Linked DNA regions of Homo sapiens: region 2 is linked to region 1. A link is an interaction called in ENCODE POLR2A ChIA-PET data of the cell type or tissue named here. Cell type or tissue: GM12878. All regions are shown on one strand. Links, peaks and the distances in the headings refer to the core of each region. The heading gives the core; the rest is flanking DNA. Region 1 has its middle 40 kb from the start of BPIFB4. Region 2 overlaps NCOA6 (nuclear receptor coactivator 6).

Region 1 (5,380 bases), core at 179-5,178:
TGAGAAATTCACTTTAGGTACATGACCAGTAAGTACTTTAGTGCTGAAACTGTCTATGCAGAATAGCAAAAATAGTGTGAAGCAATGCAAGCATATATGTGAAATTTGGCTCCATGCTAACTAAATCTGGCTTCATGCTTAACTTTATTAAAAAAGAATGGCCAAACTGCCAATGTATTTCTTTACAATATTTTTTATTTTACTTTCTTCAAGATTAAGAACTTTATGAACAGTGTTAATTCGCTGAATTTCTCCAATTTTCTATCAGCTTTTAAAGAATATTTTACTATCTAAGCTTTTTCAACTTTTTTTTTTTTTTTTAAATAACCAGTCATTTTACTTTAGGACAAAAATTTACCTTACAATTTACCATCCTTTCTCATATGAAAGTATTCTCTTTTCTTTATACCCTTCCTTACCAAAAACACATCTTCATATCTGTAACTTTCTTTTTTTTCTTTTTTTTTTTGAGAGGGAGTCTCACTCTGTAGCCCAGGCTGGAGTGCAGTGGCGCCATCTCGGCTCACTGCAAGCTCCGCCTCCCGGGTTCACGCTGTTCTCCTGCCTCAGCCTCCCGAGTAGCTGAGACTCCAGGCACCCGCCACCATGCCTGGCTAATTTTTTGTATGTTTAGTACAGACGGGGTTTCACCGTGTTAACCAGGATGGTCTTGATCTCCTGACCTTGTGATCCGCCCCCCTCGGCCTCCCAAAGTGCTGGGATTACAGGCGTGAGCCACCACGCCCAGCCCATATCTGTAACTTTCTTCACATCACTCTCCCCTACTTACTGATTCCTTACTACTTTGTTTCATGAATAACCTTTTCAAGTCCATATTTTGAATTAAACTTTAGATAACTTCTGAATTAAATAAAAATTATTATTTTTCTCACTAAAAAAAAAAAAATACAAAAATTAGCCAGGTATGGTGGCATGCCCCTGTAATCCCAGCTACTTGGGAGGCTGAGGCAGGAGAATTGCTTAAACCCAGGAGGCAAAGGTTGCAGTGAGCCAAGATCATGCCACTCTACTCCAGCCTGGGTGACAGTATGAGACACCATCTCAAAATAAATAAATAAAAAATAAAATAACCCATTTCATTTTCCACTGGGTCTGATTTCTCAAAAGTCAAATGACATGCTCATGTGTTCTTGTAAAGTGAAAAAATGGAAGGATTTGGGAGACCAGGGAAGGAGGAAGAGACTGGATTGGGCCAGATGAGAATTTGGGCAGAGCAGCATGGGGCTGAGTGCCCAGATGACGGTGGATGGTCAGGAAGGCTTGGAATTCTGGAGAAGAGGAGTGAAGCAGGATGTGATTAGTGCTGCTGACTCAGGAGAGGGGCCTCAACACCCAGCCTGATGGTCCAGGGCTCAGACCACACTGATCCATTCTTGCTCATGACAGTGGATCAAGCCATCACTGCACCCTGCATTGACAATGACAAAACCAAGTGAACGGTTGTTTTAAATTTAAACACAAGGAAAGCCTCACTGAGCATCTCCACCAGTTTGGGATGATACAGAGGTTTCACTGATGATCATAGATGCTCCTTAAAATGTCAGGATTCCAGCTGTCTGTGTGTAAGTGCTGTGGGCTCCTGGAAGCCCTGTGTGGCAGCAGATTTCATGGCAGAATATGCCATGTATCTCCGCTAATGTCTTAATTCAGTTGTAGATGACAAATAACAAACTCGAGCAGCCTCCTAAAGACTTCACTTAGTAGATGTTTCTGCTATTAATCCTGAGTAACAAACCATCTCAAAACTTAATAGCACAAAACACAATTTTAGCTTCCTCACAGATTCTGTGGGTCAGAACAGCTTATCTCTGCTCCAAGATGTCCGGGGTCCTCAGCTGGGAAGACTCAAACAACTCGGGGTGATTTGAGAGCAGGGGGTTGGAATCATTTGGAGTCTTCTTCACTCACCTGCCGGCTGGTTGATGTTGGCTGTCAGCTGTGACACCTACACATGGCCCCTCTGGGTACTGGGTACTGGTATCCCAAGGGAGCAAAATGGAAGCTGCATGGTACTTTTGTGATCTGGTTTTGGAAGTCACGTAGTGTCACTTCTGCTTATACACAGTTAGTCAAGGTGGTCACGAGAGCCTTTCTAGGTTCAACAAAGTGGCCACTTCATCAGTCTTATCACAATGGCATACAACCCTGATGTTACCGGTGGGCTGGGGGAGGTCCCCAAATGCCAATGGGACCTTGACTCCAGCCAGCATCCAGGCTCTTGACACCATTGCAAGAAGGAATTCAAGGATGAGTCAGAAAATAGTGAAAGTATGGAGATTTATTGCAAAGTGAAAAGTACTCACTCAAAAAAAGGGGAGTGCAGGTGCACTTAAGAGAGTCATGCGAGGGGCTTTGAGGCTGCTACCTTTGTGGATTTCTTTAATCAAGGGGTGGAATGTTCATAAAGATTCCTGAAAAAAAGTGGACATTTCAGAACTGTGGTGCCATTCATTTTTACACCAAATATGGATGTTCCTGGAACTGTCATGGTGCTGGTGGGTGTGTAATTTAGTATGTTAATGATCATATAATGAGGGCCTAGGTGAAACCTAGGTCAAATCCAGTGCCATGTTTGGTCCAGTTGGTCTTAGCCAGTTTGGTGCACACCATTTTTCACCATCTTATCAGCTATTTCAACAGTTTCATTTTACTAGTCATGTGAAACTGCTGCCTGGGATTTTCTGTTCTCTTGCAACCACCCTGTATTATTCATATCTCATTTTCAGTGACCCTAGCATCTCTGAAGTGGTTCACTTTGTTTCTTCTTAGCTTCACCACCCTGACCTTCAATCCCACACTGATAATCTTATTTGCAGGTTGACTACTAAAAAGAGTACTATGCTACTCCAGTCCTCCTATTTTTCAGATGAGGCAAGTGAGGTTCAGAAAGACAAAGAGCATCCCCCAGAAGCAGCAGGCTGGTGATTCCCAGGAAATACTTGGTTTCTTATTTCAACTGCATCAGAAGCCACCTCGATATTCAGTAGCTTAATAAACCCAACACTTTATTATTTTTCATGCTTCTGTGGATTAACTAGGTAGTTCTAAGTGTGGCGTTGGCTGGGGCACTGGGATAGCTGAACAGTCCAAATGACCTCACTCACACAGCTGGTAGTTTTGTCAGCCACTGTTTAGGAGCTCAGCTGGGACTCTTGGCTAGGGAGCCTCTGTTCTCCTCCACATAACTGCTTGAGTTTCCTCCTATTATGGTGGCTGGGTTCAAAACAAAGACATTCCAGAATGGCGAAGGTGAAAGCTACAGATTTCTTAAGGCCTAGCCTTGGAAGTTATACAGTGTCAATTCTACTATTATTTTTGTCAAAATAGCCCATGAGTCAGCCCAGATTCAAGGAGACAGGAAGTGGACTCCACCCAGCAATGGAATGAGTGGCAAAGAATATGTGATCATCTTTAATTCACCACAGGTTCTCCAGTTGGTAGTGAAGCAGGTGAGCAAAGTTGAAGGCCCAGGTGTCAATCCCAGAGTGGTTTGTAAACATGAGGAACAACTAATGACCAACAGGAGGAGGATAGTTAAAATAATTATGTTCAATATATGCGGTGGAGTACTCTATCACTGTTAACAAAAGACACAGAAACGTATTTGTAATACATTGCTACATGAAAAAAGAGCTTATAAAAACACTGTGCAGGGCATAATCCCATTTTTATTTAGGGAAAATTTTACCCAACTTTACCTGTATGTGCACAGAAAAGCTTCTGAAAGAAGATACACCATCATTCTTGTGGTGGTTATCTCAGAGGGTGACATTGATTTCTTTTTTTCTTCTAGCGAATTTGTACCTTCTTTAAAAAATTACCACAGAAATTGATTTTTTTAAATAAAAAAGAAATTCCCAAAGGGCACCAAAACAACCCAGTTATTCTCTCTGGGAATTGCAGCCAGGCACTGCGCCTGAGGCCTTCCCTTCAGTGTAGCCCTCACTAGTGTCAGTGCGGCCCCAGCTCAAGAGAGCCTCTTTGAGTAAAGACTTCCCAAGGCCTCTTCTCCTGCCCTGTGCTCCCAGCCAGGATCCTCTCCCAGTGACTTGGGAGTCTTGGACAAGGCAGCACCCACAGCTCAACCTAGGGGCTCTTTGGGTGAGAAAATCCTTGTGCCTTTTGGTGTTAGTGGGTTAGTTTTTGGATTAGGTGAAGTGACCTCTTGAGTGTAAATTCACGGACACAGGTCAGGTGTGACAGAGAGGAGGGTAAATGGGAAGGAGCTAGTGTTTATTAAATGCCTAGCAAGTGCAAGAGCAGTGCCAGGCATTGCCCATTGATACGGTTTCGCTGTGTCCCCACCACAATTTCAACTTGAATTGTATCTCCCAGAATTCTCACATGTTGTGGAAGGAACCCAAAGGGAGGTAATTGAATCATGGGGGCTGGTCTTTCCTGTGCTATTCTCGTAATAGTGAATAAGTCCCACGAGATCTGATGGGTGTATCAGGGGTTTCCACTTTTGCTTCTTCCTCATTCTCTCTTGCCACCGCCATGTAAGCAGTACCTTTCACCTTCTGCCATGATTCTGAGGCCTCCCTAACCATGTGGACCTGTAAGTTCAATTAAACTTCTTTTTCTTCCCAGTCTCAAGTATGTCTGTATCAGCAGTGTGAAAACAGACTAATACAGTAAATTGGTACCTGTAGAGTGGTGTGTTGCTGAAAAGGTATCCGAAAATGTGGAAGCGACTTTGCAACTGGGTCATAGGCAGAGCCTGCAACAGTTTGGAGGGCTCAGAAGAAGACAGGAAAATGTGGGAAAGTGGAAATTCCTAGAGACTTGTTGAATGGCTTTGCCCAAAATGCTGATAGTAATGTGGACAATAAGGTCCAGGCTAAGGTGGTCTCAGATGGAGCTGAGGAACTTGTTGGGAATTGAAGTAAAGGTAACTGTTGTTATGTTTTAGCAGAGACTGGCAGTATTTTGCCCCTGCCCTCAGAGATTTGTGGAACTTTGAACTTGAGAAAGATGGTTTAGGGTTATCTGGAGGAAGAAATTTCTAAGAAGCAAAGCATTCAAGAGGTGACTTGGGTACTGTTAAAGGCATTCAGATTTATAAGGGAAGCAGAGCATAAAAGTTTGGAAAATTTGCAGCCTGATTATGTGATAGAAAAGAAAAATCCATTTTCTGGGGAGAAATTCAAGCTGGTTGCAGAAATTTGTATAAGTAGCAAGGAGCCTAATGTTAATCCCCAAGGCCATGGGGAAAATGTCTCCAGGCCATGTCAGAGACCTTCATGGCAGCCCCTCCCATCACAGGCCCAGGGTCTCAGGAGGAAAAAATGGTTTTGTGGGCTGGGCCCAGGGTCCCTGTGCTGTGTGCAGCCTGGGGACTTGGGGCCTTGCATCCCAG
Region 2 (5,380 bases), core at 127-5,126, 1.6 Mb after region 1:
TTTAATTCAGTATATCTTTATACCCTGTGTTTTTTTAGACAGTTTCTTCACTGGCTGTGGGTAGGGTGGGGCTATCACCTACTTTGTTGTCAGAGGGACACCCAGGGCTGCTGATAATTACAGATTGCTCTGAACTTTCCTTAAATTAACATATTTTCCTGGTTCCAAACTTAAAGCTTTGAACTTCATATTTTTAACTACCTTTTAAAAAAATAATTACCTTTTTCCCAGTTGAAAATATAACAACAACTATTCTAAATGGAGGAGTAAATAATGATAAAGCAAGCTAGAAAAATCATTTGTGTTTTTGTGGCAAATTCATCATGTCAGGAAGGAAAACTACTCATTTGCATGTTTGTAAACAACACATCTGATCAGGTGCAATTTTAAAAAGTGATTTGTGGTAGCTAATTTTTGTGTAATTATAAGTGACCCAACCAACAAAAACAATGGACCAAAGAATGACCAAAAACCATGTGGGCCTTCCTGGACTTGCCCAGAAATCATCCATCCCACCTGCTCTGATCTGGCAGTCTGGCAGGCCTTGGCCAGCATGATGTAAGCAAACTCGGCTCTCGCAGCAGGAGCATGATTAATGTCACTGGTTCTCCAACAATACAAACAGCAACACTTTTAATTACAAACTGCTCATAGTGTTTCTCAGCTTCAGAGATTTTCATGAAAAACACAGAATGTCTCTGATTTTGTTTGCATATGATATATATGACCAAACTCTTATTAAATGCAAAAAGAAGCCCTCTTTCCCCCTCAAAACTTTACACAGTGCTGATTCTGCAGGAAGATACTTCACTCATATTTCAGGTACCCAGCACTGCATATGTCCCCACATTTGAGGTGCATCCATTTTAGAAACCAGCTTGATATTTGGTGATCACATTCTGGGTATGGGTTTAAATACAATCACAGTAAATTATTTTATAACTTGGTTCACATTTTTGGATACAATATACAGGCCAAAAATATGCATAATTATTCTTTAATTTGGCTCCAAGAGCTTTAATACTGAAAAACCAAAAGAGCTACAGTACTCATTTCTGATTTAAAAGGTAACTGTGATACTACAATATATATTTTTTGGTTTTTGTCCCACGTTCCTGGCTCACAGCTCCTATAACTCTTGTAATTTCCTAAGTGAGCCATCTTTTGTTAAAATATTTGGCCTTTTGCCCATGGTTCCTGAAACAGCTCTGAGGTTGAGTTGATCACAAATGGCCAACTCTTTTATCAATCATGCCTATGTAATGAAGCCCCACTAAAAACCCAAAAGGGACCTATCTCCCCTTCCCCTTCTTCCTCTATACAAAAAAAAAAAAAAAAAAAAAAAAAAAAACAACCCGCAAAACCCACAAAAGGACTGAATTCAGGGGCTTCCCAGAAGGTGAACGAGAACACATCTACCTGCTAAGAGGGTGGTGCACCAACTCCACAGGGATGGAAGCTTCTACACTTGGGATCCATCCAGACCTTGCCCTATGTATCTCTTCATCTGGCTGTTCATTTCTATCCTTTAAAAGTGGTCCCCAACCTTTTTGGCATGGACTGGGGGTTGCGGGGGAGACAGTTTCAGGATGAAACTGTTCCACCTCAGATTATCAGGCATTAGTTAGATTCTTATAAGGACTACACAACCTAGATCTCTCGCATGCACAGTTTACAGTAGGGTTCACACTCCTATGAGAATCTAATGTCACCTCTGATTTGACAGGAGATGGAGCTCAGGCAGTAATGCTCGCTTGCCCACCACTCACCTCCTGCTGTGCGGCCCAGTTCCTAACAGGCCACAGACCACTACCAACCAGTCCATGGCCCGGGGATTGGGGACCACTGCTTTAAAATATCAGGGCATAGTGGCTCACGCCTGTAATCCCAGCACTTTGGGAGGCGAAGGTGGGAGGATCACTTGAGCCCAGGAGTTCTAGACCAGCCTGGGCAACATGGTGAGTCCTGTTTCTACAAAAAATAAAGAATTTAGCTAGCCATGGTCATATGTGCCTGCAGTCTCAATTACTCAGGAGGCTAAGGCAGGAGGCTTGCTTGAGCCCAAGAGTTTGAGGCTGCAGTGAGTGATGATAGTGCCATTGCACTCTAGCCTGGGTGACACAGTGAGACCCTGTCTCAAAAAAAAAAAAAAAAAAAAAAAAAAAAAGCAAAAGAAAAAGCCGGCTGGGCATGGTGGCTCATGCCTGTAATCCCAGCACTTTGGGAGGCCGAGGCAGGTGGATCATTTGAGGTTAGGAGTTCGAGACCAGCCTGGCCAACATGGTGAAACCCTATCTCTACTAAAAATATAAAAATTAGCTGGGTGTGGTGGTACGCGCCTGTAATCCCAGCTACTTGGGAGGCTGAGGCACAAGAATTGCTTGAACCTGGGAGGCGGAGGTTGCAACGAGCCAAGATCACACCATTGCACTCCAGCCTGGGCGATGGAGTGAGACTCCGTCTAAAAATAAATAAATAAATAAATAAAATAAAAGTAAAAATTAAAAAAAAACTTTCATATGGGAGGCCAATGTGGGAGGATCACTTGAGGCTAGGAGCTCAAGATCAGCCTGGGCACACAGGGAGACCCCATCTCTACAAAAAAATTAAAAAATTAGCCAGGCATGGTGATGCACACCTGTAGTTCCAGCTACTTGGGAAGCTGAGGCAGAAGGATCATTTAAACTCAGGAGTTCAAGGTTACAGTGAGCCATGATCATGCCACTGTACTCTAGCCTGGGTGACACAGTAAGAACCTGTCTCAAATGAAAAAAAAAAAAAAAAAAATGCCAAGCACAGTGGCTCACACCAGTAATTCCAGCACTTTGGGAGGCCGAGGCAAGTGAATCACTTGAGGTCAGGACTTCGAGACCAGCCTGGCCAACATGGTGAAACCCCATCTCTACTAAAAAAAATACACACACACCCACACACACAAATTAGCCAGGAATGGTGGTGCAAGCCTCTGTAATGCCAGCAACCTGGGATGTTGAGGCATAAGAATTGCTTGAACCTGGGAGGTGGAGGTTGCAGTGAGCCGAGATTGTGCCACTGCACTCTGGCCTGGGCGACAGAGTGAGACTTTGTCACAAAACAAAACAAAGCAAGAAAAAACGAAAGAAAAAGCTGTATAATAAACTGGTAAACATGTTTCCCTGAGTTCTATGAGCCACTCTAGCAAATTAACTGGACCTGGTTACGAGGGGTTCATGGAAACTCCAATTTTTAGCCAGCTAGTCAGAAGCACAGGTAAAACAACCTGGGGCTTGCACCTGGCATTGGAAGTGGGCAGCAGTCTTGTGGGACTGAGCCCTCAAACCTGTGGATCTGATACTATCTCCAGGCAGATAGTGTCAGAATTGAATTGGAGGACACCCAGCTGGTGTCTGAGGCAGAACTGATGACTTGCTTGATGTGTGGGGAAAAAAACACCTTACATCTTGTGTCAGAAGCGTGTTGTGAGAGTATAGCAGGAGAAACTGAGTCTGTTTTTCTACTCATACACAGTAACTTAACCAGAGACAGTTAGAGAATGATGGCCTGAGGTCTTGCGACTGATGCGGATATCTATACATGACTGTGATTCCAGGGACAGGCCAGAGCTATGCCATTCTTTAGGGAGACACTTAGCACCCCTCCATGCAAGATCACAAAGCCTGAGAGTCATTATGGCCTCTTCTAAGCCAACTGCTAAGCCTCAGAGCAAGGATGTGCCAGGCTTTCCAACATCACCACTGCCACGGTGGGACAATGTTCAGTTTAAGTGTACAGGCTTATTCCCCATCCCCAACACCCCTTAAAAACAGGTTCTAGCTTTCCATCTCTTCTTGGCTGGTAGTTCTCTACAGAGCGGTTCTAGTTTGAGCATCTCTTCTTAACTGTCCCAGTTGCTTCTTAGATTCTTTCTGGTGCCCTGTAAATAACCCTTTAGTACCTTGAGGCTCTGGGCTGAGGTCAAGGTTCCAAAAATCTGGTGTGTGACATCTCTAAAGGCCAATACCTTTTCCCCGCTTTAAAGGTAATTACATACCATATTCTATAGCCTAGAAGATCTTACTCTTTTGGGAAAGTGAAAGGCTACAAGAACATGCAGAACTGAGGGGAAGCAGATTTTCCCATAGAACTCTAGGCATGTTCCCTTTTATGCTTTAAGTGTAGTACTTCAATATACTGAAAAGTGTACTCCCTTCCAAACTAGTTTCTGCCTAGAGATGATTCCCAGAGAGGAGGAATGAAGTTATTGGCTTCATATCTCCACCTAAAATGAGGATACCTAAGAGACCCTGACTGTGGTGTATACACTATTCCTGGAAAAGAAAGAAGGCCTCTCTCACCTTTGCCCCTTAACTCTCCAGCAGGCTGAGTATGGTGATGGTACTTTGTACACCTCAATTTTAACTGTATATGACCTCTGGCCTATTCCCAGAGGCTCTTGTGAGGCATCGTGACATTCTTGCCTAGAGACATAACCTGCCAACAGCAGCTGAGTCCTCAGATCCGTGTCTAGTGTCTAGTGTGGGTGCACCAGAATCTGCCTGGTCTTTAGGCTGGCATCCCAATGATACTTGACCGTTTCTCAGCAGTCCTGCTGATAATCAGGAACTCAGCCAGGATCCCAGCTCTTACCTTACCCAAACTGAACTACTCAAGCTCAGCACATTTCCTAAGAGAATGATCTGGTCACTGCCTCCTCATTCTTCAGGTCTCAGCTTAAATGTCATGTCATTTTTTTCTAGAAAGCCTTCTCTGACCTGGCAGAAGAGCAAGGTATCTCAGCTATATGCTCTTATAGTGCCATGTAATTTTGCTATCATAGCATTTAACATTTAACACAGAGTATTAGAATTCGTCTTTCAATGTGGTAAAGACAGAGACTTTTTTTTTTTTTTTGAGATGGAGTCTCACTCTGTTGCCCAGGCTGGAACACAATGACGCGATCTTGGCTCACTGCAACCTCCGCCTCCTGGATTCAAGCAATTCTCCTGCCTCAGTCTCCTGAATAGCTGGGATTACAGGCGCCCACCACCACACCCAGCTAATTTTTGTATTTTAAGTAGAGAGGGGGTTTCACCATGTTGGTCAGGCTGGTCTCGAACTCCTGACCTCAGGTGATTTACCTGCCTCGGCCTCCCAAAGTGCTGGGATTACAGGCGTGAGCCACTGCACGTGGCTGAGGCTCTGTCTTTTCACTATTATAACCTCAGGGCCTGACATGTAGTAAATATTTAATACATATTTGATAGATGGTTATTCATTTGATAATTACTGATTGGTACATCTCTGTATTTGGCACCATACTAGGCACCAGAGATACAGTAGTTCGCAAAATCAGACATAATCTCCTGCCCTAACCAAGTATACATACTAATTACCTATGTCA

What was found. Peaks named below come from ENCODE experiments on the same cell type or tissue, not always from the same donor. Only the 100,000 strongest peaks of a DNase experiment are listed, where the experiment ranks them.
Region 2: POLR2A ChIA-PET joins it to region 1 with 5 read pairs; 1 of 35 experiments calls an interaction of 5 or more read pairs at or near these places.

The regions. Positions count from the first base shown.
Region 1 is chr20:33,117,147-33,122,526 of GRCh38, forward strand. No RefSeq gene overlaps it. Among named protein-coding and RNA genes, the nearest start is that of BPIFB4, 40 kb to the left of the region's middle. RefSeq lists an enhancer at 2,552-2,811. In GM12878, for the core only: no CTCF peak of the experiment used is centred there; a DNase peak (open chromatin) is centred at 2,765; H3K27ac peaks cover 1,311 bases.
Region 2 is chr20:34,719,917-34,725,296 of GRCh38, forward strand. The region is part of intron 14 of NCOA6 (nuclear receptor coactivator 6); the gene reads right to left. Among named protein-coding and RNA genes, the nearest start is that of TP53INP2, 18 kb to the left of the region's middle. In GM12878, for the core only: no CTCF peak of the experiment used is centred there; no DNase peak of the experiment used is centred there; H3K27ac peaks cover 1,160 bases.